2 separate regions of the Homo sapiens genome follow, and region 1 is linked to region 2. Evidence: chromatin loops called from intact Hi-C (ENCODE). Cell type or tissue: HCT116. All regions are shown on one strand. Links, peaks and the distances in the headings refer to the core of each region. The heading gives the core; the rest is flanking DNA. Region 1 overlaps SLC22A24 (solute carrier family 22 member 24). Region 2 holds the start of SLC22A24 (solute carrier family 22 member 24).

Evidence for each region. Peaks named below come from ENCODE experiments on the same cell type or tissue, not always from the same donor. Only the 100,000 strongest peaks of a DNase experiment are listed, where the experiment ranks them.
Region 1: it touches region 2 in a loop (1.8-fold over the local background); 2 of 110 quality-filtered maps call a loop at or near these places.

What each region holds. Positions count from the first base shown.
Region 1 is chr11:63,087,220-63,103,055 of GRCh38, reverse strand. SLC22A24 (solute carrier family 22 member 24) reads left to right here. Exons shown (of 10, transcript NM_001136506.2): 6 at 6,950-7,065. Among named protein-coding and RNA genes, the nearest start is that of SLC22A24, 49 kb to the left of the region's middle. In HCT116, for the core only: no CTCF peak of the experiment used is centred there; no DNase peak of the experiment used is centred there.
Region 2 is chr11:63,135,707-63,151,542 of GRCh38, reverse strand. It overlaps SLC22A24 (solute carrier family 22 member 24), which reads left to right and starts at 7,322. Exons shown (of 10, transcript NM_001136506.2): 1 at 7,322-8,165. The coding sequence starts at 7,764. In HCT116, for the core only: no CTCF peak of the experiment used is centred there; no DNase peak of the experiment used is centred there; H3K27me3 peaks cover 5,789 bases.

The DNA.
Region 1 (15,836 bases), core at 3,518-11,517, 49 kb after region 2:
AAAGTCCAGAATTTCAATTAAGTTCGAGTGTGAACAAGCCTACTTATATGTAGTTCTCTAACTATAGGACCTTTGTGTTTGTATAAATTGACCTGTGAAACTAAAGACACAAGACATCTGTCTCCAACACATCCAGCATACAATAATGATAGCAGCATGGAATAACTACTGCAGATATTCCTGATCAAAATGGGAGAGACATGAGGTACAAGGAGTTCAGAGCAATTATGAAGTGCAGCCAGGCAAACGTTAGAAGTTCCTTGATTAGGTCTCAAGGCATGGAAAATGAAAGCAATTTGGCTCTCTGCTACAATCTCTTCCCTTTTGGATACAATTTATGAGTTTTCTTCCCTCTCATGAAAAAGAACATGTTTGCAGCTGAATGGTACTCTTATTCAGCTTTTCACCAGCAAGATTTGTGGGGTTACACAGGCTTTTTCATTTTGTACTGTCTCTATCCCACGCTATCATGTGTGCAGTGTTTTTTCCACCAAAGATTTCTCAAAAACATGGCAGATCACCTGTCAACCCATTGGGGTTTATTTTTGTTAGACAAAATTCACAGCAACAAACATCTTTGAGATAAGCTCTATTCTACCTATGGCTCCTGCTGAGATGGGTGACAGACCAGTGCATCTGAGTATCCTAGAGGCTGTATTTTTTTTATTGAGAGACATATTTTTAATCTCTTTAGAGGGCCCCTTGTTTCTGAATAATACACTGACTCTTTTATCTTTCTGGGATCTTAAGAAACAATCTCTAGGCCATGTTTTCATAACAGTATTCCAAAGCCATTTCTTTTTTCTTGATTTTAATTATTATGGGTACATAGTAGTTATAAATATTTATGGGGTATGTGAAATATTTTGATACAAACATACAATGCATAATAATCACATCAGAGTAAATGCGGTATCTATGATCTCAAGCAGTTATCCTTTCTTCATGTTACAAACAATTCAATTATTCTATTTTAGTCATTTTTAAATGTACAATATATTATTGTTCACTTTAGTCACACTGTTGTACCATCAAACACTTGACCTTATTCAATTTATCTAACTATATTTTCGTACCCACTAACCAACCTTATTCCCCCTCCACAACTACCCTTTCTTGTCTCTGCTAACCATCCTTCTACTCTTTATCTCCATGTATTCAATTGTTTTAATTTTTAGCTCCCACAAATGTTCCTGAGAACATGAAAAGTTCATCTTTCTGTGTCCGGCTTATTTCACTTAACATAATGACCTCCAGTTTCATCCATGTTGCTGCAAATTATAGAATCTCATTCTTTTTATGGCTGAATAGTACTCCATGTATACGTATCAACTTTTCTTTATCAATTTATTTGTAGATGGACACTTAGGTTGCCCCCATATCTTGGCTATTGTGAATGTTGCTGCAATAAACATGAAGTGCAGATATCTCTTCAAATATTGATTTCATTTCCTTTGGATAAAAACCAAGTAGTAACATTGCTGGATCATATGGAACTCCTGGGCTTTTTGAATCTTTTTACCTTATAGTAGTGATCCATATTAAGCTAACACTTATGCTTTATTTCTAATTTGTTTGATATTAATAATTGAATATCAGCATTAATTTAATTAACACTTACCTAGTATAATATTATATACAATTTTTGAATAGCAGCATTGATTCTTGCCTAGTGTAATATTATATGCAACTTTTGAAGAGTAGCATTAATTTAATAAACACTTACCTAGTGTAATTTAAAAAAAAAACAAGTAGTAACATTGCTGGATCATATGGTAGTTCTATCTTCAGTTTTTTGAGTAACCTCCAAAATATTTGCCGTAGTGATTGTACTAATTTACATTCCCTCCAACTGTGTATGAGGGTTGAGCTCCTTATATATTCTGGTTATTAATCCCTTGTCAGATGAGTAGTTTGCAAATATTTTCTCCCATTCTGCAGGCTGTCTCTTTACCTTGTTGATTATATCTTTTACTGTGCAGAAGCTTTTTAACATGATGTGATCCCATTTATCCAGTTTTACTTTGTCTGCCTGTGCTTCTGCTTGGCATATTACTCAAGAAATCTTTGCCCAGACCAATGACCTGGAGAGTTTCCCCAGTGCTTTGTTATAGTAGATGTATAGTTTGCAATCTTAGATGTAAGCATTTAATCCATTTTGATTTGATTTTTTATATGGTGAGAGCTTAGTTTCATTCTCCTGCAAATGGATATCCAGTTTTCTCAGCACCATTTATTGAAGAAATTGTCTTTTCCCTGAAGTATTTTCTTAGTACCTTTGTCAAAAATCAGTTCACTGTAGATGTAGGGATTTATTTCTGGCTTGTCTACTCTGTTCCATTGGTCTGTGTCTTTATGCCAGTACCATGCTGTTTTGGTAGTTACAGCTCTGTAGTATAATTTAGAGCCAGGTAACATGATTCCTCCAGTTTTATTCTTTTTACTCAGAGTAGCTTTGGCTATTCTAAGTCATTTGTGGTTCCACTAAAACATTAAGACTATTTTTTCTATTTCTGTGAAGAATATCATTGGTATATTGCATTGTATCTGTAGAATGCTTTGGGTAGTATGGACATTTTAACAATACTGATTAATCCAATCCATGAACATGGAATATATTTTCATTTTTTGTGTGTTCTCTTCGATTTCTTGCATCAGTGCTTTATAGTTTTCATTGTAGAGCTCTTTCACTTCTTTGATTAAAAATTTATTCCTAGGTATTTTATTTGTACCTATTACAAATGGTATTACTTTATTAATTTATTTTTCAGATTGTTCACTGTTGTCATATAGAAATGCCACTTATTTTTTATGTTGATTTTGTATCTTGCAACTTTACTAAATTTGTTTATCAGCTCATAGTTTTTTGTGGAGTGTTGGCTTTCCCAAATATAAGCTTATATCATTTGTAAACAAAGATAATTTAACTTCTTCCTTTCCAATTTGGATGCCATTTATATCTGTCTCTTGTCTGATTGCTCTAGCTAGGATTTCCAGTACTATGTTGAAAAACAGTAGTGAAAATGAGCATCCTTGTCTTTTTCTGAATTTTAGGGATAAGACTTTTAGTTTTTATCCATTTACTATGGTACTAGCTGTGTGTCTATCATATCTGGCTTTTATTATATTGGGGTATGTTCCTTCTATACTGAGATTTTTTTGAGTTTTTATCATGAAGGGAAGTTGAATTTTATCAAATGCTTTTTCAGCATCAACTGAAATGATTATGCAGTTTTTGTCCTTTATTCTGTTCATAGGATGTATCACATTGGTTGAATTGCATATGTCGAACCATCCTTGCATTCCTGGTCATAAATTCTGCCTGGCCGTGAAAAACAGTCTTCTTCACGTGTCATTGAAATTGGCTTGCTAGTATTTCATTGAGGATTTCTGTATCAATATTCATCAGGGATATTAACCTGTAGTTTTCTTTTTTATCTGTCTCTGTCTGGTTTGGGTATCAGAGTAATACTGGCCTCACAGAATGGGTTTGAAAGTATTTTCTCCTCCCGTATTTTTTCAGAATAGTTTGAGTAGGATTAGTACTAGTTCTTTAAATGTTTGGTAAGGCCAGCAATTTGGGAGGCCAAGGCAGAAGAATTGCTTGAGTCCAGGAGTTCAAGACCAGCCTAGGCAACATAGACCCTATCTCTACAAAAAAAAAAAAAAAAAAAAAAAAAAAAATCTTAAAAATTAGCCAGGTGTGGTGGTACAGACTGTGGTCCCAGCTGCTCAGGGGGTGAGATGGAACAATCACCTCAGCCTGGAAGGTTGAGGCTGCTATAAGCCATGAAAGCATCACTGCACTCCAGCCTGGACAAAACAGTGAGACAGCAACTCAAAAAAATTTTAAATATAAATAAAAACCAATAAATATTTGTTAACATGCATCAGCGAAATCATCAGTTCCTGTGCTTACTTTGCTGGGAGACTTTGTATTGTGGCTTCAATGTCATTACTTCTTATTGGTCTGTTCAGGTTTTGAATTTCTTCATGGTTCAATCTTGATAAGTTGCATGTGACTAGGAATTTATTCATTTTTTTCTAGCTTTTATAATGTATTGGCATACTGTTGCTCATACCAGCCTTTAATAACCCTTTGAATTTCTGCAGTATTGGTTGTAATGTCACCTTTTTCATTTCTGATTTTATTTGAGTCTTCTCTCTTTTTTCTTAGCCTAGAAGTTTGTCAATTTTGTTTATCTTTTCAAAAAGCCAGCTTTTGTTCATTTTTTGTATTGTTTTCTCTCAATTTCATTTCTTTCTCCTCTGATCTTTGTTACTTCTACTATTTTGGGGGTTTGGTTTGCCCTTGTTTTTCTAATTCTGTAAGACACATCATTAGATTGTTTAGTTTTTTTATTTGTTTGTTTGCTTGCTTGTTTGTTTTTTTGAGATGGAGTCTCACTCTGTCACCTAGGCTGGAGGGCAGTGGTGTAATCTTGGCTTACTGCAACCTTCAGCTCCCAGGTTCAAGTGATTCTCCTCCCTCAGCCACCCAAGTAGCTGGGTGGCATGTGCCACCATGCCTGGCTAATTTTTGCATTTTTAGTAAAGACAGGTTTTCACCATGTTGGCCAAGCTGCTCTTACACTCCTGACCTCAAGTGAGCCACCCACTTTGGCCTCCCAAGTGCTGAGATTATAGGCATGAGCCACTGTGCCTGCCAATATTTGAAGTTTTTATACATTTTGGATGTAGGCACTAATTGCTATAAATTTGCAATTAGTACCACTTTCTCTCTGTCCCATAGGTTTTGGTATGTTGTGTGTCCACTTTCATTTGGTTCAAGATAGTTTTAATTTCTGTCTTCATTTATTCATTAACCCACTGGTCATTCAGGAACATATTGTTTAATTTCCATGTGTCTGTATAGTTTCTAAAGTTTCTCTTGTTACTGAATTCTAGTTTTATTCCACTGTGGTAAGAGATGATGCTTGATATTATTTCCATTTTTTAAACTTTTTAAATTATAATTTAAGTTCTGAAATACATGTGTAGAACATGCAGGTTTGTTACATAGGTATACATGTGCCATGGTGGTTTGCTGCACCCATCAACCCATCATCTAGGTTTTAAGCTTCACATGCATTAGGTATTTGTCCTAATGCTTTCCCTCCTTTTGCCCCCCATCCCCCAACAGGCCCTGGTGTGTGATGCTCCCCTCCCTGTGTCCATGTGTTCTCATTGTTCAGCTCCCACTTATGAGTGAAAACTCATGGTGTTTGGATTTCTGCTCCTGTGTTAGTTTGCTGAAAATGATGGTTTCCAGCTTCATCCATGTAGGGACATGGATGAAGGACATGAACTCATTATTTTTCATGGCAGCATAGTATTCCGTGGCATATATGTGCCCCGTTTTCTTTATCCAGTCTATCATTGATGCACATTTGGGTTGGTTCCAAGTCTTTGCTATTGTGAACAGTGCTGCAATAAACATATGTGTCTTTATAGTAGAATGATTTATAATCCTTTGGGTATATACCCAGTAATGGGATTGCAGGGTCAAATGGTATTTCTGGTTCTAGATCCTTGAGGAGTTGCCACACGATCTTCCACAATGATTGACCTAATTTACACTCCCATGGTGTAAAAGCATTCCTATTTCTCCACATCCTCTCCAGCATCTGTTGTTTCCTGACTTTTTAATGATCGCCATTCTAACTGGCATGAGATGGTAACTTACTGTGGTTTTGATTTGCATTTCTCTAATGACCAGGGATGATGAGCTTTTTTTCATGTTTGTTGGCTGCATAAATATCTTCTTTTGAGAAATGTCTGTTCATATACTTCACCCACTTTTTGATGGGGTTGTTTTTTTTTTCTTGTAAATTTGTTTAAGTTCCTTGTAGATTCTGGATATTAGCCCTTTGACAGATGGATAGATGATAGATTGCAAAAGTTTTCTCCCATTCTGTAGGTTGCCTGCTCACTATGATGATAGTTTCTTTTGCTGTGCACAGCCTGAAATATTTACTTACTGGAGCTCTATGTAAAAGTCTCCCATATCCTGCACTAAATCATAAATGTAAGAAATGAATTAATATTATTTTTAAAAATAATGTTTCTACTCCTGTGCTAAATACATTTTATATTTACATGTAAGACTTCAGATAATTATTAGATAATCCCTATGAAAGAAACGCTAAATTCATTTTCTAAATGATAAGAAAACTAAGCACCTGAGATAAGTAATATATCAAATGGCAGGGCTGAAATTCCAAGCCAGACTTGTGCAAGCCTAAAACCATCTCCTTTCCAACAACTATATTTCACTTCTTCAAATATCTGGCTTAGGCAAAAATCATACTCCACCAACACATCCCCAACTTTTTTCCTTGCCTTCACTTCTGTGCACTCCACTCATGAGGGGACCCAGCAATCCCATTACTGGGTATATACCCAAAGGATTATAAATCATTCTACCATAAAGACACATGCACACATATTTTTATTGCAGCACTGTTCACAATAGCAAACACTTGACTGGCATATCTAGAGAATAATTGCTCAGAAGCTAATCATAAAGTGGACCCAGCTTTCAAGAAAGCTATTGACTTATAAAAATAAACACCTTCTCTCATAACAAAGGAAGGACAAGTATTTCATGCCCAGTGGATAAGAAAGAAACCTTTAACCTTTAAACAAATACCGTTTCATTTCCTCCGATTTATAATGCAAATATTTTTGTTAATGCTTTTACCTATCACTGGCTCAGTGTTTAACCTGGTTTTATTCCTATATAATTCCTCTGAGTTCCCATTTCTTCCTACACCTTTTGTAACACTTCACACATGAGATGAATTATTTAATGCTCATATTCCCCACTAGACAGAAATTTCCTTGAGGATAGTTTACAATATGTCTATCTTGTTCTCTAGTACTTACCACTATGCCTGACACATTATTGACATCTCACAAATGCTTGTTGTTATTTTTGTTGCTGAAGCTTGTGAGATCCACCATGAAGAAGGAGTTGGATGCAGTCCGAATTAAAACATCCATTTTTTCCCTGTTCCGTGCACCCAAATTGCGAATGAGAGTCTTCGGCCTGTGCTTTGTGAGGTAAGTTCCATTTGGTGATGATTCACTTTAAAATATTGGAGACACAAAACTGTTTCTTCTTTCAAAAGATTAGCAGCAGCATTTGGAGGACATTTAATACATAAGAGAAGAGAAAATCACATACAAATGTATGCCTCTAAGTGCCACATTTTTAGATAGCCTAATATTATGACAGGACAGTGGGACCTAACCACATAGTTAAAACTTATCAGCATCATATTCCAGCACAAAGTTTATCACTGGATATTATGGTGATAGTAAGTTTTACCATAAAACATAGTTTAATTTTTTGATTTTCTAATTTTTTATTCACTAAAGAAGTTACATCAACTGGCTGTCTAGATCAATTTTGCAAATCTATAAAACTATGTAACCACCACCCAGACAAGCTCATTTTCAGCATCCTGAATCATCTCTCATGTCTCTTTCACCCTAGTTAATACTTCTCCAAAACCACCAACTGTACTTACTGCTATCCCTGCAGATTACATTTGCTGGTTCTTGAATTTAATATTAATGGAATCATGCTATCTGTGTACCTTTAAATATGTGAAATTTATTCATTTTGTCTTGCATAACAGTAATTTGGTCTTTTAATTAATTGTAGGTCATTTTCTCTTATATGAATATTCCATAAGTTATCTGTCTATTCTGGTGTTCATGGGTTTTGGATTTTTTTCCACTTGTGGGCTATTATGAATTCCTGGGTTTAAGGCACATGTATATTTGGCTATAGTGAACTATCAATCAATATTCCAAACTGGATGTGCAAATGTGCACTTCAACTGGCTAGCCATATGTAGAAAGCTGAAACTGGATCCCTTACACCTTACACAAAAATTAATTCAAGATGGATTAAAGACTTAAATCTTAGACCTAAAACCATAAAAACCCTAGAAGAAAACCTAGGCATTACCATTCAGGACATACGCATGGGCAAGGACTTCATGTCTAAAACACCAAAAGCAATGGCAACAAAAGCCAAAATTGACAAATGGGATCTAATTAAACTAAAGAGCTTCTGCACAGCAAAAGAAACTACCAGCAGAGTGAACAGGCAACCTACACAATGGGAGAAAATTGTTGCAACCTACTCATCTGACAAAGGGCTAATATCCAGAATCTACAAAGAACTCAAACAAATTTACAAGAAAAAAACAAACAACCCCATTAAAAAGTGGGTGAAGGATATGAACAGACACTTCTCAAAAGAAGACATTTATGCAGCCAAAAGACACATGAAAAAATGCTCACCATCACTGGCCATCAGAGAAATGCAAATCAAAACCACAATGAGATACCATCTCACACCAGTTAGAATGGCGATCATTAAAAAGTCAGGAAACAACAGGTGCTGGAGAGGATGTGGAGAAACAGGAACACTTTCACACTGTTGGTGGGACTGTAAACTAGTTTAACCATTGTGGAAGTCAGTGTGGCGATTCCTCAGGGATCTAGAACTAGAAATACCAGTCGACCCAGCCATCCCATTACTGGGTATATACCCAAAGGATTATAAATCATGCTGCTATAATGACACATGCACATGTATGTTTATTGTGGCACTATTCACAATAGCAAAGACTTGGAACCAATCTAAATGTCTAACAATGATAGACTGGATTAAGAAAATGTGGCACATATACACCATAGAATACTATGCAGCCATAAAAAATGATGAGTCCATGTCCTTTGTAGGGACTGGAAACCATCATTCTCAGCAAACTATCGCAAGGACAAAAAACCAAACACTGCATGTTCTCACTCATAGGTGGGAATTGAACAATGAGAACACATGGACACAGGAAGGGGAACATCACACTCTGGGGACTGTTGTGGGGTCGGGGGAGGGGGGAGGGATAGCATTAGGAGATATACCTAATGCTAAATGATAAGCTAATGAGTGCAGCACACCAACATGGCACATGTATACATATGTAACAAACCTGCACATTGTGCATATGTACCCTAAAACTTAAAGTATAATAATAACAAATTTTTTTTTAAATACAGGAAAAAAAGAATTTTGGTTGTTCCATATTTTGCCAATATGACTTATTGTGAAATCTTTTAAGTTCATAATTCCAATGACTGCATATAGTATCACATTGTAAATTTAATTTGCATTTTATTTTTTTAACTTACATTTTAAGTTCAAGGGCACATGTGCAGGTTTGTAATATAGGTAAACTCGTGTCACAGGAGTTTGTGGTACAGATTATTTCATCACCCAGGTATTGAGCCTAATACCCATTAGTTATTTTTCCTGATCCTCTCCCTCCTCCCACCTTCCCCAATTAGGTAGGCCCCAGTGTCTATTGTTCCCCTCTATGTGATGATGTGTTCTCATCATTTAACTCCCACTTGTAAATAAAAATATGCAGGATTTTGTTTTCTGTTTCTGCATTAGTTTGCTAAGGATAATAACCTCCAGCCCCACCCATGTTCCTGCAAAGGACATCATTCCATTCCTTTTTATGGCTGCATAGTATTCCATGGTGTATATGTGCCACATTTTCTTTATCTAGTCTATTATTGATGGGTCTTTGGGTTGGTTCCAAGACTTTACTATTATAAATAGTGCTGCAATAAACATACGTGTGCATGTGTTTTTATGGTAGAATGATTTATAATACTTTGGGTATATACCCAGCAATGGGATTGCTGGGTCAAATAATATTTCTGGTTCTAGATCTTTGAGGAATCACCACACTACTCTCTTCTACAATGGTTGAACTAATTTACACTCCCACAAACAGTGTAAAAGCGTTTCTACTTCTCCACAGCCTCTCCAGCATCTGTTGTTTCCTGACTTTTTAATGAGTACCATTCTAACTGGCATGGGATGGTATCTCATTGTGGTTTTGACTTGCATTTCTCTAATGACCAGTGACGATGAGCTTTTTTTCATGTTTGTTGGCCACATAAATGTCTTCTTTTGAGAAATGTCTGCTCATGTCCTTTGCCCACTTTTTGATGGGGTTGTTTGTTTTCTTGTAAATTTGTTTAAGGTTCTTGTAGATTCTGGATATTAGCCTTTTGTCAGATAGGTAGCTTGCAAAAATTTTCTCCCATTCTGTAGGTTGCCTGTTCACTCTGATGATAGTTTATTTTGCTGTGCAGAAGCTCTTTAGTTTGATTAGATTCCATTTGTCAATTTTGACTTTTGTTTCAATTGCTTTTTGTGTTTTAGTCATGAAGTCTTTGCCCATGCCTGTGTCCTGAATGGCACTGCCTAGCTTTTCTTACAGAGTTTTTATGGTTTTGGGGTTTTACATTTAAATTTTTAATCCATCTTGAGTTAATTTTTATATAAGGTGTAGGAAAGGGGTCCAGTTTCTGTTTTCTGCATAAAGATAGCCAGTTTTCCCAGCACATTAATTAAATAGGGAATCTTTTCCCCATTGCTTGTTTATGTCAGGTTCGTCAAAGATCAGATGGTTGTAGATGTGCGGTGTTATGCTGTTTTGGTTACTGTAGCCTTGTAGTATAGTTTGAAGTCAGGTAGCATGATGCCTCCAGCTTTATTCTCTTTCCTTAGGATTTTCTTGGCTATACAGTGTCCTTTTTGATCCATTTGAAATTTGAACTAGTTTTTTCTAATTCTACAAAGAAAGTCACTAGTAGCTTCATGGGAATAGCATTGAATCTATAAATTACTTTGGGCAGTATGGTCATTTTCACTATATTGATTATTCCCATCCATGAGCATGGAATTTTTTTCCATTTGTTTGTGTCCTCTCTTATTCCTTGAGCACTGGTATGTAGTTCTTCTTGAAGAAGTCCCTCATGTCCCTTGTAAGTTGTATTCCTAGGCATTTTATTCCGTTTGTAGCAATTGTGAATGGGAGTTCACTCAGGATTTGGCTCTCTGCTGGTCTATTGTTGGTGTATAGGAATGCTTGTGACTTTTGCATATTGATTTTGTATCCTGAGACTTTGCTGAAGTTGCTTATCAGCTTAAGGAGTTTTGGGGCTAAGATGATGGGGTTTTCTAAATATACAATCATGTCATCTGCAAACAGAGACAATTTGACTTCCTCTCTATTTAAATACCTTTATTTCTTTCTCATGCATGATTGCCTTGGCCAGAACTTCCAATACTATGTTGAATAGGAGTGGTCAGAGAGGGTATCTTTGTCTTGTGCCGGTTTTCAAAGGAAATGCTTCCAGTTTTTGCCATTTAGAATGATATTGGCTATGGATTTGTCAAAAATAGCTCTTATTGTTTTGAGATATGTTCCATCAATACCTAGTTTATTGAGAGTTTTTAGCATGAAAGGGTGTTGAATTTTATCAAAGGCCTTTTCTGCATCTATTGAGATAATCATGTGGTTTTTGTCATTGGTTCTGTTTATGTGATGGATTATGTTTATTGTTTTGTGTATATTGAACTAGGCTTGCATCCCAGGGATAAAGCTGACTTGATCGTGGTGGATAAGCTTTTTGATGTGCTGCTGAATTCAGTTTGACAGTATTTTATTGAGGATTTTCTCATCGATGTTCACCAGGGATATTGGCCTGAAATTTTCTTTTTTGTTGTTGTGTCTCTGCCAGCTTTTGGTATCAGGAAGATGCTGGCCTCATAAAATTAGTTAGGGAGAAGTCCCTCTTCCTCTATTGTTTGGAATAGTTTCAGAAGGAATGGTACCAGCTCCTCTTTGTACCTCTGGTAGACTTCGGCTGTGAATCTCTCTGGTCCTTGCCCTTTTTTGGTTGGTAGGCTATTACTCACTGCCTCAATTTCAGAACATGTTATCGTCCTACTCAGGGATTTGACTTCTTCCTAAGTTCATCTTGGGAGGGTGTGTGTGTCCAGAAATTTATTCATTTCTTCTAGATTTTCTAGTTTATTTGCGTAGAGGTGTTTATAGTATTCTTTGATGGTAGTTTGTACTTCTGTGGGATCAGTGGTGATACCTCTTTTTCTCTCTTTTCTTCTTTATTAGTCTAGCTAGCGGTCCATCTATTTTGTTAATCTTTTCAAAAAATCAGCTCCTGGATTCATTGATTATTTGAAGGGTTTTTCATGTCTCTATCTCCTTCAACTCTACTATGATCTTATTTCTTAATTCTTGTCTTCTGCTAGCTTTTGAATTTGTTTGCTCTTGCATCTCTAGTTCTTTTAATTGTGATATTAGAATGTCAGTTTTAGATCTTTCCAGCTTTCTGTGGTAGGCATTCAGGGCTACAAAATTTCTTTCTTAACACTGCTTTACCTGTGTCCCAGAGATTCTGGTACTTGGGGTCTTTGTTCTCATTGGTTTCAAATAACTTCTTTTTTTTTTAAGATAGCTATTATTTATTTATTTATTTATTTATTTATTGTACTTTAAGTTCTGGGGCAAAGAACTTCATTTCTGCCTTAATTTCATTATTTACCCAGTAGTCATTCAGGCACAGGTTGTTCAATTTCCACGTAGTTGTGTGGTTTTGAGTGAGTTTCTTAATCCTGAGTTCTAATTTGATTGCACTGTGGTCTGAGAGACTGTTATGATTTCCGTTCTTTTGCATTTGCTGAGGAATGTTTTACTTCCAATTATGTGGTCAATTTTAGAATACATGCTGTGTGGCACTAAGAATGTATATTCTCTTGATTTGGGGTGGAGAGTTCTGTAGATGTCTATTAGGTCTGCTTGGTTCAGAGCTGAGTTCAAGTCCTGAATACCCTTGTTAATTCTCTGTCTTGTTGCTCTGTCTAATATTGACAGTGGGGTGTTAAAGTCTCCCACTATTATTGTGTGGGAGTCTAAGCCTCTTTGTAGGTCTCTAAGAACTTGTTTTATGAATCTGGGTATTCCTCCATTGGGTGCATATATATTTAGGATAGTTAGCTCTTCTTGTCGCATTGATCCCTTTACCATTATGTAATGCCATTCTTTGTCTTTTTTTTTTTTTTTTTTTTTTTTTGAGACAGAGTCTCGTTCTGTCGTCCAGGCTGGAGTGCAGTGGCCCGATCTCAGCTCTCTGCAAGCTCTGCCTCCTGGGTTCACGCCATTCTCCTGCCTCAGCCTCCCGAGTAGCTGGGACGACAGGCGCCCACCACCACGCCTGGCTAATTTTTTGTATTTTTAGTAGAGACGGGGTTTCACCGTGTTAGCCAGGATGGTCTCGACCTCCTGACCTTGTGATCCACCCGCCTCGGCCTCCCAAAGTGCTGGGATTACAGACGTGAGCCACCGCGGCCGGCCTTGTTCTTTGTCTTTTTTAATCTTCGTTGGCTTAAAGTCTGTTTTATCAGAGACTAAGATTGCAACTCCTGCTTTTTTTGCTTGCCATTTTCTTGATAAATCTTCCTCCATCCCTTTATTTTGAGCCTATGTGTATCTTTGCACATTAGATGAGTCTTGACTCTTTATCCAGTTTGTCATTCTGTGTCTTTTAATTGAGGCATTTAGCCCATTTACATTTAAGGTTAATATTGTTATGTGTGAATTTGATCCTATCATCATGATGCTAGCTGGTTATTTTGCCCATTAGTTGATGCGCTTTCTTCATAGTGTTATTGCTCTGTATATTTTGCTGTGTTTCAGCAGTGGCTGGTACCAGTATTTCCTTTCCATATTTAGTGCTTCCTTCAGGTGCTCTCATAAGGCAGGCCTGGTGGTGACAAAATCCCTTAGTATTTGCTTGTCTGGAAAGGGTTTTGTTTTTCCTTCACATGAAACTTAATTTGGTTGGATATCAAATTCTGGGTTGAAAATTCTTTTCTTTAAGAATGTTGAATATTGGCCCCCACTCTCTTCTGGCTTGTAGGGTTTCTGCAGAGTGATCCACTTTTAGTCTGATGGGGTTCCCTTTGTAGGTAACCTGACCTTTCTGGCTGCCCTTAACATTTTTTCCTTTGTTTCAATCTTGGAGAATCTGACAATTATGTGTCTTGGGGTTTGCTCTTCTTGAGGAGTATCTTAGTGTTGTTCTCTGTATTTCCTGAATTTGAATGTTGGCCTGTCTTGCTAGGTTGGGGAAGTTCTCCTGGATAATATCCTGAAGTGTGTTTTCCAGTTTGGTTCATTCTGCCCATCATTTTCAGGGACACCAATTTATCGTAGGTTGTGTCTTTTCATAGTCTCATGTTTCTTGGAGGCTTTGTTCATTCCTTTTCATTCTTTTTTCTCTAATCTTTTCTTCACACGTTATTTCAGGAACTTGATCTTCATTCTCTGATATCCTTTATTCTGCTTGATCAATTTGGCTATAATATTTGTATGTACTTCATGAAGTTCTCATGCTGTGATTTTCAGCTCCATCAGGTAATTTATGTTTTTCTCTAAACTGGTCATTCTAGTTAGCAGTTCCTGCAACCTTTTATCAAGGTTCTTATCTTCCTTGCCTTGGGTTAGAATATGCTCCTTTAGCTCAGAGGAGTTATTACCCACCTTCTGAAGTCTACTTCTGTCAATTCATCAGTCTCATTCTCTGCCCAGTTTTGTTCCCTTGCTGGAGAGGAGTTGGGATCATTGGAGAGAAGAGGCATTCTGGTTTTTGCAATTTTCAGCATTTTTGCACTGATTTTTCCTCAACTTCTTGGATTTATCTACCTTTGATTGTTGAGGCTGATGACCTTTAGGTGGGGTTTTTGTGTGGAGTCCTTTATGTTGATGTTGATGTTGATGTTGTAGCTTTCTGTTTGTTACTTTTCCTTCTAACAGTCAGGTCCCTCTTTGGCAGGTCTGCTGCAGTTTGTTTGAGGTCCACTCCAGACCCTTTTCACCTGGGTATCACCAGTGGAGGTTGCAGAACAGCAAAGATTGCTGCCTGCTTCTTCCTCTGGAAGCTTCATCCCAGAGGGGCACCAGCCTGATGCCAACTGGAGCTCTCCTGTATGAGGTGTCTGTTGACCCCGTTGGGAGGTTTCTCCCTGTCAGGAGGCGTGGGGGTCAGGGACCCACTTGAGGAGGCAATCTGTCCCTTAGCAGAGCTGGTGCACTCTATTGGGAGAATCACTCTTGTCAGGATCAGCTGTGCTCTTCAGAGCTGGCAGGCAGGAATGACTAAATTTGCTGAAGCTGCGCCCACAGCCACTCCTTCCCCCAGGTGTTCTCTTCCAGGGAAATGAGGATTTTGTCTGTAAACCTCTTACTGGGGCTGTTGCCTTTCCTTCAGAGATGCTTTGCCCGGTGAGGAGAAATCTAGAGAAGCAGTCTTGCCACAGCCACTTTACCATGCCCAGCCCAGACCTCCCATCCTCCTTAGCACTGTCAGGGGAAAACTGCCTACTAAAGCCTCAGGAATGGCGCACACCCCTCCCCCCACCAAGCTCCATCGTCCCAGGCAGGCTTCAGACTACTGCGCTGGCAGCAAGAATTTCAAGCCAGTGGTTCTTAGCTTGCTGGGCTCCATGGGAGTGGGACTCACTGAGCGAGACCACCTGGCTCCATGGCCTCAGCCCCTTTTCCAGGGGAGGGGAGTAAATGGTTCTGTCTTGCTAAGGTTCCAGGCACCACTGGAATATGAAAAAATACTGCTGCAGCTAGCCCAGTGTTTGCCCAAAGAGCCACCTAGTTTTGTGCTTGAAGCCCAGGGCCCTGGTGGTATAGGCACACGAGGGAATCTCCTGATCTGCAGATTGCAAAAACTGTAGGAAAAGTGTAGTAACCCGGCCATGTAGCACAGTCCCTCATGGCTTCCCTTGGTTCAGGGAGGGAAGTCCCTGGCTCCTTGCACTTCCCGGGTGAGCTGACGCCCCACCCTGCTTCTGCCTGCCCTCTGTGGGTTGCAGCCACTGCCTAACCAGTCCCAATGAGATGAACTGGGTGCCTCAGTTGAAA
Region 2 (15,836 bases), core at 3,032-11,031:
TGTACCCCAGAACTTAAAGTATAATAATAAAAAAAAAGAATTTTCTGGGAGTAGGAAATTGTTCTGCATGTTGAGAGGATTGCAGTTTACACTGCTAAGCGAAGTTATTTAAATACCTTGAAATTGCACTTAAGATTTGTATATTTCATAATGTGTAAATTTTACCTAAGATAAAGGAGCCATAAACAAAAAATGATATGCCTGTAAATTATTTTTACAATTATCTAAAAAGTGGTTACTCACAGAAAAGCAGGAAGACATTTATTCTGAAGTTGCACACAGGTGTTTTCTTAATTACGCTTAAGTTAGATTTTGTCATTTGAATGGTGGTTAAATACATGTTCTGTTTATAATAATTCTTTTAAATATACACACGTGGCTGGGTGCGGTGGCTCACGCCTGTAATCCCAGCACTTTGGGAAGCCAAGGCGGGTGGATCACCTGAGGTCAGGAGTTCAAGACCAGCCTGACCAACATGGAGAAACCCCATCTCTACTAAAAATACAAAATTAGCCAGGCGTGGTGGTGCATGCCTGTAATCCCAGCTACTCGGGAGGCTGAGGCAGGAGAGTCGCTTGAACCCAGGAGGCGGAGGTTGCGGTGAGCCAAGATCACACCATTGCACTCCAACCTGGGCGACAAGAGCAAAACTCTGTCTCAAAAAATATATATATATATATACACACACACACACGTGTTTTAGGTACACTTCTATATGTAAATTTCAATACTCATACAAGGTTAAAAATTTATATAGACTAATGTAGATTTGCTGGTAACTATTCTAATTTTGAAAAGAAGAACAAAGCTAAATGACTTTCCCTGCCAGATTTTAAGCATATACAAAACGAGTGAATAAAAACAATGAGGTATGAGAACAGGAGCAAACAGACTGATCAATAAACAAAATAGGTGTGTCTGTGCACAAAGTATAATACCTGTTAAATGATTCAGGAAGCAGAACATATAGAGGAGGCAGAAAGGCATTTTTAGGAAATCATAATGGAAATATAGCACACTCTGAAAACAAATATAGGTGAATACCACAGCATTTGTTAAAGTGGAATCCCAATATAAGTAAAGGTAATAACCAGGGAGATGTCCTTGCAAACTGCATGTATGAATCAGGGTTCTACAGAGAGACAGACCAGTAGAATATATATATGATATATGTATTCATACATATATGACATATATGACATTCCTACATATATGACATATATTATATATATATATATGAATGATAGGGGTTTCTTAGGATAATTGGCACATGTGATTATGGAGGCTGAAAAATCCTGTGACAAGTTGTCTGCAAGCTGAAGACCCTGGTATGCTGGTAATGTGGCTCAGTCCAAGTCTGAAGACTTCAGAACCAGGGAAGCCAATGGTGTAACTCTCCATCCAACACCAAAAGCCTGAGAACCTGGGAAGCTGCTGGTATAAGTTTTCGGGTTCAAAGGCCAGATAGGCTGGAGTTCTGATATCCAAAGCAAGATAAGAAAAGTGTATCCCAGCTCTGGAGAGAGAGAATAATTTACCTTTTCTCTGTTTTTGTTCTGTTTGGGCCCCCAGCAGATTAGACGGTGCCCACCCACATTGAGGGAGAATCTTTCTCACCTAGTCCACTCAGACGCACATGCTAATTTCTTCTGGAAAACCTCACTCTAGGTACTCTTTAATCGAGTCAAGTGGACACCTAAAATTAACCATCACACTACATTTCCAGATTCTGTTGGCAATTTGATTGTGGTTAGGGCCAGGCAATAAAAGACGGTGGAATATTGGAGAGCAAAAGGAAGGCAGAAGCCCCCTTGATTTAGGCAGGACCTACATCAGTGACAATATCTCCTCTGTTGTTCCAGCTCCCACCCATCTAGCGCATTTCCTCTAGGTTCCTCTGGGTGATCCTAGCACCTGAATACAGGTGGCATTAACTCTTCTACTTGTTCTCCAGTTCGTGTAGTAGCACCTTCCTCCATTGCTGATGTCTGAGTTGTTTTACCATTCCTTGTCTGAACTTTGCATGTTAGTTCCCCATATCAAATTCTATTGAATAAATGATATTATGTGGTTTTTACGATGGGTTGCCAATATCTTGGAATGTCTCATGTTTCTTTGTTCAGTGTTCCACAATTATTTATTTGGCACTTAACATGTTCCAAAAACTCTTCACGATGATGAGGATACAAGAAAGATCAAAGCAGACTGTTTTATTTCACTGGAAGTACATTCAAGTAGTGGGGAAATAGGTAATAAGCAAATATATGGCTGGTAGTGCTCAATGGCATGAAGAAAATGAAACAGAATAAGGATATGCGTAGAGAGAGAGATGGCATCTAGATCAATATGTAAGGAGACAACATAGGGAAGGCCTCTCAAATGTGGTAACATTTGACTGGAGAACTGAAAGAACTGATGGAATTTTTGAGGCATTTTGTGGAAAAGTCAATGCAGAAATCCTGGAGTGGAAATTGCCTAGCATCATTTGAAACACAAAGAAGGCCAGTATGGGTAGAGAAAAATAAGGTAAAGTCATATGGGTAAAGGGACAGAAGGGACTAAATCTAATAAGACCTTGAAGGTAGTAGGGTGGTTGACATTATTCTGCAGGACATGGAAGCCACAGGAGGTATTTGAGATTTGACATGACATGACAAATTGGAAACGGTATACTCTGCAATTTGTGTGGAAGAAAGGTAGCGGGGCAGGGGAATAGTCCAGGTGAGAAATGAGAGGGACTTAGACTTGGGAGGTAGTAGGCTGGTAGTTAGGAGAAGTCAGATTCTGGGCGTCATTTGAAGGTAAAGCAATTTTTAAAACTTGGAGTTTAGGGGAGTAGTTTGCTGCAGATAAAAATCTAAGAGTTTGTTATAGTTTGGATGTTTGTCCCTCCAGATCTCATGTTGAAATTTGACCCCAATTATCGGAGGTGAGCCCACTGGGAGGTATTTGGGTAGTGGAGGCAGATCTCTCATGAATAGATTAATGCTCTCTCTTGAAGGTGGGTGAGTTATCAATCTATTAGTTCCCTTAAGAACTGGCTATTAAAAAATGTCTGGCATCTCCCCAACTGCCCTCTTGCTACCTCTCTTGCCATGTGACCTCCACAATACCCTGGCTTCCCTCCACCTTCTGCAGTGGAAACAGCCTGAAGCCCACAGTTGATGTAGATGCTGATGCCACAATCCTTATACCGTCTGCAGAACCATGAGCCAAATAAGCCTCTTTTCTTTACAAATTACATAGCATCAGGTATTCCTTTATAGCAACATGCAACTGACTAAGATAGAAGCATTAGAAAATAAATTAAGGAAGTGAGTACATGTAAACAAGAGAAATTGTTAAAGAACTTAGCCCTCCAAAACTCCAATGTTTGAAGACTCAGCACAGAAGACTGAGAAACTAGAGCCTGGAATGAATTAGTAAAATAAAAACAGAGTAGAAATCTGGGAGGCCAAATGAGAAAAATGTTTCCAGGAAGAAGAATTTATCAACTGCAACACATAAACATTTGGATCTAATAATATGGAAAACATTAAGACCTTCCTTACTAAGAAGAAATTTGGTGATAAACGCCTGATAGGATTGAGTTAAAATGTAAATGGAAGGGAAGAAAGTGAGAAAAGATTTGCTGTCAATAATATCAGGTAATAGGGCAGTAGCTTAAGGAGAAAATGGGTTCATCAAAGTTTATTTTGGTTTCTGCTTTTCAAATTGAGAGACATCACTGTCCGTTTGTATGTCAGGAGGTTGGTGATTTCTTAATGGAGCTTATCTTACACTACAGAATTATTTTGTCTGTGTCCTGGCTTTCCTTGCTTCCCCAAAAGATAGGTAAGGTTCTGATTCCATTGATTCACTGGCAGGTGTATTCAGAGATGAGGGCAGCCCTTCCTGGTGCATCTTCCTATGCAGGCTTATAGGGGAGGCCTCAGTTTTTACAGTAGTATTGCCTTACCAAAGCTTCCCATGTCCTTCAGTATACAGTTTGTTTCCACTAAGAAAACATGGATGTTAAAACTAGTCTTGCTGCCATGTAATACTGAAAGGTGTCAGTGAGATCAAAGGAAAGAACTGAGCACAGTAGCAAGTCAATGTAAGTGTCCTAAAGAAACTATATAAAGCCAGCAAAACAATCAATAATGCTGGAAGGAAATGAGAGATAAATAGATGAACATAACAGCCTATAGGCACATAAAACAGAGAGATAGCTGTGGTGGTGCACAATAGGAATTCAACCTCAGCAAGAGTGAGTAGACTTCACCTCTCTTCCATTTGAATAAGACATAAACTTCTCATGCTGACATTACAGTACCTGGGCTTCTTTTGTCCAAATGATTGTAGAATCTGTGAAACAGAAGAAGCCTGGGTGCCATGAGGGTGGAATGAGAATTTTACAGGTGGGTGTTTGTATCATCACCCATAGTTTCCTAATTGCCACCAGTCTAATCTTCCACTGTGTACCCAACACTGGACTCCCTGCCAGACTTTTTAAGCTTTATACAGTGTTCACATCTTACTATCCCAGTCAACTTAATAGGGCATATTACAACACTTGTCCATGTTACATTTTCCCTGTAAACCAAGGAGGGTAATACCCATCTCACGGGGTTGTTGTGAGGAATAAATAACATGCACAGAAATCACCCAGCCCAGTGTCTGGCACATAGGAAATGACAATATATTGCTAGTGATCATTATTGTCCTTACTAATGCTTTTTTCTCTGCATGCTTCTTTACTTACTCATTACTCTAGAGATACATCACTATTTTGACCTATGGAACATTCCTTCTTATTCCTTTTTGTGTCTATACTTGGTCACCATGATACTTACTAATTTCCTCTCCTTTAAATTTTCTGTGTTTCATGGGAGATTTGGGGGATGGGGCACAATGGTTTCAGCCTCTCCTCTTCCAGCCATCTTGACTCTAGATAGGCCATCGTTGTTTCTGAGCATAAAAACAATCATTTAATTTATGAGATGAAAATAAGTCATTTACTGATGAGTTAATGGGTGCAGCGCACCAGCATGGCACATGTATACATATGTAACTAACCTGCACGTTGTGCACATGTACCCTAAAACTTAAAGTATAATAATAATAAAATAAAAGAAAAGAAAAAGAAAATAAGTCATTTATTAAAGTGAGTAAGAGATTTTCCTTTAGACTACCATGGTCCATATTTTGGCTCTACCACTTACACTCTGTATATCCTTTGGCAAGTTATTTAATGTGTCTAGTCCTTTGTTTTCTCAGGGGTAAAATGTAGATAACAAGGGTGAGAACTAAAATAAGGAAAACATTAAAAGTGCTTACAACAGAATCGACTTATAGCGAATACTCAGTGAATTCACAGCTGTAATCATTCTTTACATCATTTTATTCTTGTGGTTCTGAATGGTTTGCCTTGCTGGAACGTTCACTTCTTACTATTTTTACACTGTGTCAGTAACTTTAGTAAAATATAATTGTGATTGTCTAACCCCATTATGGGGTGAATTGTGTCTCCCACTCCCAAAATTCCTATGTCAAAGTCCCAACCCCTAATACCTCAAAATACAACCATATTTGGGGATAGGTTAAAATGAGACCCATAGGGTGGGGCCCTGATCCAATATGACTAGTGTCCTTATAAGAAGAGGAAGGAACACCAGGTGTGCACATGCATAAATGAAAGAATATGTGAGGACATGACGAGAAGGCAGCTATTGACAAACCAAAGAGAGAGGCTCAGAGGAAATCAAATCTGTTGACACCTTGATCTTAGACTTTCAGCCTTCAGAACTGTGAGAAAATAAACTTCTGTAAAGTCACCTTCTGTTAAGTCTGTGGTATTTTGTTATGCAGCCCTAGTGAACTAAAACATTTCTAACAATTTACAACAAAACCCTGTGATGTATTAGATTTCCTGTTTGGAATAGATCCATGAAAGTCATTTCCTGAACAGAGAATCTCTGCAGGCTGGACAGGAATCTGCTTTTTTTTTTTTTTTTTTTTTTTTTTTTTTTTTTTTTTGAGACAGAGTCTTGCTGTGTCACCCAGGCTGGAGTGCAGTGGCACAATCTCAGCTCACTGCAACCTTCACTCCCAGGTTCAAGTGGCTCTCCTGCCTCAGCCTCCTGAGTAGCTGGGATTATGGGTGTGAGCCACTGCACCCATCCAGGAATCTGCATCTTAAGATGTTTCACGGGTGACCAGTTTGAAATTCAAAAATAAGAACTTCTTGTAGGCAGAATAAATTCTGGAGATTCTGTTTGTTTCTTTGGGTTTCTTTTTAATCAACCTGTCTTTTCCCATTATATCCGTGCATGCTATTTAGCTGCTAGCTTTTGAATATCCTTGTAGGTACACAATTATGCCACACCTTTAACTGTAATTGTGTACTTATTATTCCCTCATTTAAAAATTGACTCTTGCAGTCCCTCATCCACTGCTTCATTATCTCAAGAATCTTCCCACAAGAGTAGGTCAAGCTGGCTGGGCATGGTGGCTCATGCCTGTAATCCCAGCACTTTCAGAGGCTGAGGTGGGCAGATCACATGAGGTCAGGAGTTTGAGGCCAGCCTGGCCAATATGATGAAACCCCTTCTCCATAAAAAATACAAAAATTAGCTGGGCATGTGGGTGAATGCCTGTAATCCCAGCTACTTGGGAGGCTGAGACATGAGAATTGATTGAACCCAGGAGGTCAAGGCTGCAGAGAGCCAAGATCCCACCGCTGCACTCCAGCCTGGTGACAGAGTGATACTTTGTCTCAAAAAAAAAAAGAGTAGGTAAAGTTAATTTGTAGAGGGATGACTCCCCTGCTCCATGGCATCTATCCAGGTATCATTAAACAGTTTCTCCTTAATCTTCCATAGCACACTGTGTATCTTCCTTATAGTTATATGATGACATTACAGTACAATTATTTACAAACCTATCATTTATATGAGACATTGAGCTCAAATTTTATTTTAAACTTATAAATAAATATATGTAAGTTAACATTGCTTTATTTACAGCAATAGCACCAGAAAGCCCAAAATGATATTTGAATGAATCAATAAATCTGGTGAAATATACTACTATAATACATAAAAGCACTATTTCCTTTCTCTTTGTTTCTTATCCTAATTTCCCTATTTTAAAAAATCTTTAAAGCCCTGTCATTGGTATGACTTGAACTGAAGCAGAACTACACTTAGCAAAAGTCAATGTTTAAACTCAACATTCCACTTTCCTTTAACTAAGAATAGTTTTTATTAACTTTTAGTAAAACTCAGTCCTAGTCCAAAAAAAGCCCTGCTCTCTGATCTTTGTACAAGAACATCATAAAGCAATTCACTTTGGATTTTCTAATATCCCATTTCTAAGAAGAATGGCAGACTATTGAACAGGTGTATTTTAGGTCACGTGGGGACTGCATCCACCTGAAAATCCACCGTTGACTTATCAGGAAACTCAGAGATCAGGATCTTTCACAGAGTAGTCTTTTAAGAAGATTCAGTTGTCAACAGCTAGCAGTCTCTTTGCCAAATAATTATATCTGTGACTTCTGAAACTATTTGGCTGCCTAAAGTTAAAGGACTTGGGGAAAGTCCTTCCACTGCTCTTCTGCAGTAGTGTCACACCACTCAGTGCAGGGCCCACCAAGAAGAAAGCAGTGTCAGGATCCACATGGCACTATGGTAACTTTGTGAAAGGGGACATTTTCTCCCTCTGAACTTCTCTTCATAAAGTCATTGTGCTTCCTCTTGGGGATCACCTGTTCAGTCTCAATGGGCTTTGATGTGCTCCTGGATCAAGTGGGTGGCATGGGGAGATTCCAGATTTGTCTGATAGCTTTCTTTTGCATCACCAACATCCTACTGTTCCCTAATATTGTGTTGGAGAACTTCACTGCATTCACCCCTAGTCATCGCTGCTGGGTCCCCCTCCTGGACAATGACACTGTGTCTGACAATGATACCGGGACCCTCAGCAAGGATGACCTCCTGAGAATCTCCATCCCACTGGACTCAAACCTGAGGCCACAGAAGTGTCAGCGCTTTATCCATCCCCAGTGGCAGCTCCTTCACCTGAACGGGACCTTCCCCAACACAAATGAGCCAGACACGGAGCCCTGTGTGGATGGCTGGGTGTACGACAGAAGCTCTTTCCTCTCCACCATCGTGACTGAGGTAAGAGGCCCCATGTAAATCTTCTGTTTATATGATTAAAGTGTTTGGAGTTAACACAAAAAAATTGACTTGCTTTATACCTTTAGTCCTTAGATGGGACCTGCAGTCAGCTCATTCTTCATTCCTTTAGCAGGTGGCAGCACCTGATTATCTATTAATACTCTACGATACAGCCAAGTGTATTAGTATTATATTGGTGTAAAAGTAAATTGTGGTATTAGACCATGAATTTTAAATCATTATAACTAGGCTCAAACACATCTTTATTAATCAAAATAGGAACCATTACAATCAACACATTTTTGGCAATGAGAAATAAGTTTGTTAATTCTGTAACATAAATATCCACGCTTTGGGATTTGACAAATTTTTCTGCATTCTGCTGGTTGTGAAAGTGTTTCTCCTACAAAATGTTGTTGAGATACTTAGTTTTGGTTGTTTTTGTTTTTTGCTTTTTGTTTTTTGAGGGAGGCCAGAGTTTTATTACTACTCAAATTAGTCTCCCTGAGCATTCGGGGAGCAGAGTTTTTAAGGATAACTTGGTGGTTGGGGGGCAGCCAGTGAGCCAAGAGTGCTGACTGATCAGGGCTGAAATCATAGGGAGTCAAAGCTGCCTTCTTGTGCTGAGTCACTTCCTAAGTGGGGGTCACAAGATCAGATGAGCCAGTTTATCGATCTGGGTGGTGACAGCTGATCCATCAAGTGCGGGATCTGCAAAATATCTCAAGCACTGATCTTAGGAGCAGTTTAGGGAGGGTCAGAATCTTGTAGCCTCCAGCTGTGTGACTACTAAATGATAATTTCTAATCCTGTGGCTAACGTTAATCTAGTCCCCAGGCAAGAAGGAGGTCTGCTTTGGGAAAGGCTGTCTTTGTTCAAACTATAAACTACAAACTAAGTTTCTCCCAAAGTTAGTTCAGCCTATGCCCAGGAATGCACAAGGACAGCTTGGAGGTCAGAAGCAAGATGGAGTCGGTTAAGTTAGATCTCTTTCACGGTCTCAGTCATAATTTTGCAAAGGCAGTTTCAATCCCTCCCTTTGGGTTTTATAACACCTTAATCTTAAGATGTAGGCTATGAAGACGGGAAAAGGCCATCTATCACTCCAGCTTCTTCCTGCTGACAGGGGACATAATGGGAATGGGAGTGAACCCCAAGGTGAGAAGAGTGGAACTGCTTTGCTACTGAGTGTATTCATGCAGGCCTGGATGGGCTTCCAAGGCTTGTGTGGCAAAAATATTAGTACTCTCATCTATAGTTTTAGTACAGTATTTAAATGAAGAGCATGCTATAAGGTAAATAATGAGTCCTAGGATGAGGAGTACAATTCCCAATTTTAAAAGCAAAGATTGGAAAGCATTTGTCTGGGGCCTTCTAACTCACAAATAATTTAGAATTTAGTCTAACCTGCAGAAAAAAAAACATCAAGAACAGCTAACAAAAGTGTAATATAGTTTTTCTTTTGAAGCATAATTTTTCTCTCTCCAGTCCCTATTTTTATTAAAAACAAATTATGATAGAACTGACTTACAGTTTACAAAACAAACTTTAGTTTCACTGTACTTGGCCTGATTATTTGCATAAAGTGCAGCAAGAATAATTATTTTTCACTTAGGCTTTTTTAATTGGCTTTGATGAAACTCTGTTCCATGAAGAATCTCAGATAAGGCTTTTTAAAAGCCGAGCCCAGCCATGGGTTTGAACCCTCAGATACCTATGAGTTGAACAAAGTCCTCTCCTCAAGATAACTTGGGGTTCCTGGGCCTGTTAGAAAGTGACATTCTTTACTTAACACAGGTCAGGAACCTTGTACAGGGACTCTGTCTGGACAAGGTATGAGGCCAGATTCCCCAGTGGGTTTTAATTGGTTCCATAAGTCAACTTTGATTCTTTACAAGAAGCATGCCATTCCAGTCAAAGCCTTGGAAAAATGACCAGTTTCTCCAATTGTATCCTTTACTCCGATGGAGGGGGGTTAGCTTTCCAAACAAAACCCAACGAAGATAGCATGAGGCCAACTAAATCTGTCTCCTCCCTCTCCTCCTTTTATTTCCTGCCGTTTACCCAAAGGAGAAAACAAAACCCTTTCATTATCTTTTAACATTACATAAAAATTGTCTTCAAAAGAGAAAACCAAATTTCATGTTTGCATTAGTGCATCTTTAATGTTAAAGTTTGTTTTTTAAAATAAAATTTTATATCTCTATCCAGTTTTAATTAGTTTGACCATAAGATAAGATTTTTATAAACTTTTTAGAACGCTTTACAATTTTCAATCAAACAGCACATCAATTTTCTAAGAAAACCCTGTTATTTGGACACATGGGCCCAGATTCTGGCCCCACATCAGTATGATTAGTGTTCTAACCTATTGTAAAAAGCTAAATAATTTCTTTTACATCTTAGCCAACTTGTGTATACCCACAGAATTTTTTATAAGATTAACGCTTTACAAAACCTTTTCACTTTGCTTAAACTTTCAGTTTTGTCTTATTCTCTCTTAGTTTAAGACAGTCTTTAAAACCCCCTCTAAACCAGAAAAAATTACATTCCCTTTAACAAAAGCCATATTCTTATGCCTTCTTATAAACTTTTACCAAAAACACATTCCCTACGCACCTTGTATGTCAAACTGTTTCTCCAGTAATCTCAATTTCATATTCCAATGTTAACTCTTTGCTACTTTTGTTTTTTAGTGAAAAACCTGATAAGTAAGCAATTTTAATTATGTACTGGGGTGAAGCCTAGGACATCAGATAGAAGTGAAGATAAGATCTAATTCTTTTCAGCATAGCTAAGGGCGAGGCTCTTCATGTGTCCCCAAGCCTCATCTATAATCTAATGCTCCAAAGTAGGTAAACTGAATGATTTTCAAAGGTCAAGGAAACAGTTTGACCTTAAGGCATTTAGCAGATCTGATATCTGGCCTTAATTTAGACCAAATGTCTATATTTTCAAGACACTTTGTTTTACCGATAATCTTTAAAACTGTCTTTATGCCCAGATGTGGTGGCTCACGCCTGTAGTCCCAGCACTTTGGGAGGCCGAGGTGGGCAGATCATGAGGTCAAGAGATTGAGACCATCCTGGCCAACATGGTGAAACCTCATCTCTACTAAAAATACAAAAATTAGCTGGGCATGGTGGTGTGTGCCTGTAGTCCCAGCTACTCAGGAGGGTGAGGCAGGAGAATTGCTTGAATCCAGGAGGCAGCAGTTGCAATGAGCTGAGATTGTGCCACTGCACTCCAGCCTGGTGACAGAGCAAGACCCCGTCTCAAAAAAAAAAAACAAAAAAAAAAAACAAAAAAACAAAAAAACTGTCTCTATTTCCAAAAGATTACTAAAGACATGTGAACAAAAAGTCATTAAAGTTTCTATTTTTCTGACAAAATATTAAGCTCTTATTTTTCTAAGCTAATTAATCAGAGCTCTTTTACATATAAATATCACACACAAAAAAAAACATATAAATACAGATAAAGAGAATATTCAGTACTTGTAAGATTTTTCATTTGCCAGTTTCTTAATTGGATTACTGGCTTCCAGGTAGAGCCCTTGGAGGAAAAGGGCCAGGAGAGCATGCATTTCTAGGGCCTAATCACAGCTGAAGGCAAAGACAGATCCCCAAAATTAGGGGTGCCATTTTATACTGGATCCTGGATCGGATCCCTAAAAGGAGGGAAATACTTTGGGAGAAGTCAGTGTGGTGCTTTTACCAACTGTGCATTTCCTTGCAAGGCAACCCAGACAATCAGCCCATCTTATAATTAGACCATCCCCCATGAGAGTCTCATTTCTCATTGGGGGTTGGGGATGTTTCCATATCTTCCAGGTAGCCAAGAGCATGCTTTTCTGATCCAGGTGTGCAAAGAGTCAAGTGTTCCTCCATAACTACTATTAGCCATCCCCTAAGGTATATTTCCTACCTAGTTATTACACACCAAGCTCTTTCATAATGAAAAGTAATTTCTGATACCCCTAAAACTCAAAACTGTCAGATGACACAATGCGAAACAGAACACAGCATTTTGAGAGGGATCTATCCGCTTTTAATTCCTGGGGTTTCATGAGGAAAACAGAGCTTTCTTCCGAAACGGTGTCTGTGGCACCTTCTGTTTTTCCCAAGGAGTTCCAGGCTACCAGAAATTATCTTAGGGCCCCTCGTGTGTGCATTAAGAGTGGCAAGACAAAAAAAAATGGAGAAAAATATTTCAGTTGACTGAGAAGAAAAAAGCTTTTTCCAGAAAAACAAGTTCCAAGAAGAGAAAAACATAAAGGCCTTTTAAATATGCCTATAACTTGCTTATCCACTTTTAATTAAGCTGACTTTTAACCACAGTGCTCTTTTAAAAAATCCTTTCAGATCTCTTATTACCCAAGCAGCCAATATTTCTAAACTTTACCAAAGGTAACCTCCTAGGTGCTTTAAAGACATGGTAGGCAGTTTGTTTTTACAAGATTTAGAATCTCTACAAGGTAGTTCAGAGAAAGGAAAATTCAACAGAGGAAATCAAAAGCTATCCATGGGGGGGAAAAAACCTTATTAAATGGCAAAGTTACACAAATAAACCAGGAAGGAATCATTCCAGAAGCCAACAATTGAACCCAGGCCACCATTATCAAAAGATAAAGCCTTAGCTATTGAACTATACAGCATTGAGCAGTTTCTATTGCTTTTCCCAGAAGGAGAGTACAGAAGCCAATTTCTTTTTTTTTTTTTTTTTTTTTTTTTTTTGAGACAGAGTCTTGCTCTGTTGCCCAGACTGGAGTGCAGTGGCATGATCTTGGCTCACTGCAAGCTCCACCTCCCAGGTTCATGCCATTCTCCTGCCTCAGCCTCCCGAGTAGCTGGGACTACAGGTGCCCGCCACCACACCCGGCTAATTTTTTCTATTTTTAGTAGAGACAGGGTTTCACCGTGTTAGCCAGGATGGTCTTGATCTCCTGACCTTATGATCTGCCTGCCTCGGCCTCCAAAAGTGCTGGGATTACAGGTGTAAGCCACCACGTACCCGGCCTCAGAAGCCAATTTCAAGCTTGCGAAGCTTTAACTGGTCAGGAAAAAATTGTAGGACTATGACATGAACCCCAAAATTTCTGTCCTCTGGATGGTGGAAACAAAAAGAAAGAATCCCTGCATGGTCACAAGGTTGAGCTCTTAAGGACACAAAACAAGACATAGAAATCTCATACAGTATTGGCTTCAGGGATCCATAGCAAAGTTTGTAACTGACCAGCCTGCTGAGCTGGCTTGAAAGGCAGGCTTATAGAGGTCCTAAACCCACGTTCTATCCTGTTGATACCCCTCTCTCCATTACAGAACACAGAAAGACAAATTCTTAGCACAAACTATACCAGATATGCTACAGCCTAAGATTAGTCTCATAAATCCTTTTTTTATTAATCAAACCCTTGCAGATGAGACAGATAGTTTACTATTTACCAAGACAGAGAAAGACAGAGAGAGACCAGAAACTTGGCCAGTAAGAATTTCTTACCCTTTTTGCTGGTATATCAGGTTTCCAGTTTCCCTTTCTCTGCAGCTTCCAGAAGAATGGAGTGGCTTCTGATGATCCTGCTCACTTGTGCTATAGCTGTGGGGTTCATGCCACTTTAAAAGAGGAAATCACACTTTCCTGTTTTATGGAAACATAGACAAGATTCTTAATTTGCAAGATGCTGCCCAATGGGCTGCATGGGTAACTGAATTAACATTTTCCATTCCAGCAAAATACACATACAAAACAGACATTAGTCACCTCATTCAGTACCCAATATCAGCCTGGCAAAGCTCAAACATTTTTCCTGTTGGTCCCTGTTGCCTTTGATCCACTCCAGGTGGGGAGAGATAACCTGCAAATGTAATTCACAATGGGATCTCTGGGCAAGGCAAAGAGCAGATAGTTACCATGAGAGACAGGCCTGTTGAGCCTTTTTTAGGGTCATCAAATATAACCAGACAAATAAGGAAGGTTCTCTGAGGTAGGGCTACTGGACTTCCACCAACAACCCCTTGTGAGATCCCTTTCACATATACAAACACACACAAAGATGAGATGGACAGCAGGCCTTCCAAATCAGATCCCTAGCCAAGAACTTCAAGATTATCCCTTCCAAACTATCCTTCTATTCTCCATCTGAGAAACCTCCTTGAAATCTTCCTGATTAAGGAGAAGCCTCCCAAACCAGGACTCTTCCTACTAGTTAGAAAGAACCAACCGAGACCTCCTCAGGAGCCAAACAGACACCCTGCAATGGAGCTACAGACACAGACACCCTGTGGTGGAGCTACAAACAGACACCCTGCAATGGGGCTACAGACATCCCACCACAGGGCTACAGAATCCATCGAGAGAAGGAAGGAGGTGTTGGCAGTGTCTAGGATACTCACCAATGCAGACACACCACATTGAGGCTACAGACAGACACCCTCTGATAGAGCTACAGTTAAGGGACATCTCCCCATGACTATGTCTCCATTGCAATTAAACCCATGTACATTGGATTGGCAGCTCCCCACCAGTAGAGAGAGTACCAGAGTCAGCCACCAGTCCAAGAGAACTAGGCGACCACTTGGGCTGGCTTCTGGATCCATTGCTGAAGAGGGGGCCACTGAACCATGGGCAGGTAGCCACAAGGGCAATCCCAGATGAGCTCCCAAATTTGCAACCACCCAAGGGTGAGACACCTTGTCCACTGCCTAGACAGAGCATATTCATCAAGACAGGGGAATTGCAATCAAGAAAGAATAATTCATGCAGAGCCAGCTGTGCAGGAGACCGGAGTTTTATTATTACTCAAATCAGCCTCAAAACAGTTGTTGAGATGTTTGAAGAAGTGGGAGTCAGTTGGCAAGAGGTCAGGTGAATATGGTGGATAAGGCACAACTTCGTAGCCGAATTTGTTCAACTTTTGAAGCATTGGTTGTATGATGTGCTGTTGGATGTTGTCATGGAGAAGAATTGGGCCCTTTTTATTGACCAGTGCCAGTTGCAGGTGTTGCAGTTTTCAGTGCATCTCATCGAAGTGCTGAGCATACTTCTCAGATGTAATGGTTTCACTGGGATTCAGAAAGCTGTAGTGGATCAGACCAGCGACAGACAACCAAACAGTGACCATGACCTTTTTTTCGTGCAAGTTTCACCTTGGAAAGTGCTTTGGAGCTGCTTCTCAATCCAGTCACTGAGCTGTTCATTGCCAGTTGTCATATAAAATCTACTTTTCATCACACATTACAATCTGATTGAGGAATGGTTTGTTGTTGTGTAGAATAAGATGACACTTCAAAACAATGATGTTTTCTATTTGCAGTCAGCTCATGAGGCACCCACTTATCGAGCTTTTTCACCTTTCCAATTTGTCCCAAATGCCAAATGACTGTAGAATGGTCAACGCTGAGTTCTTTGGCAACTTCTTGCGTAGTTGTAAGAGGATCAGCTTCGATGATTGCTCTCAACTGGTCATTGTTGACTTCCGATGGCCAGCCACTACACTCCTCATCTTCAAGGCTCTCGTCTCCTTTGCAAAACTTCTTGAACCACCACTGCACTGTATGTTCATTAGCAGTTTCTGGGTCAAATGCATTGTTGATGTTGCAAGTTGTCTCCACTGCTTTACAGCCCATTTTGAACTCAAATAAGAAAATCACTCGGTTTTGCTTTTTGTCTAAC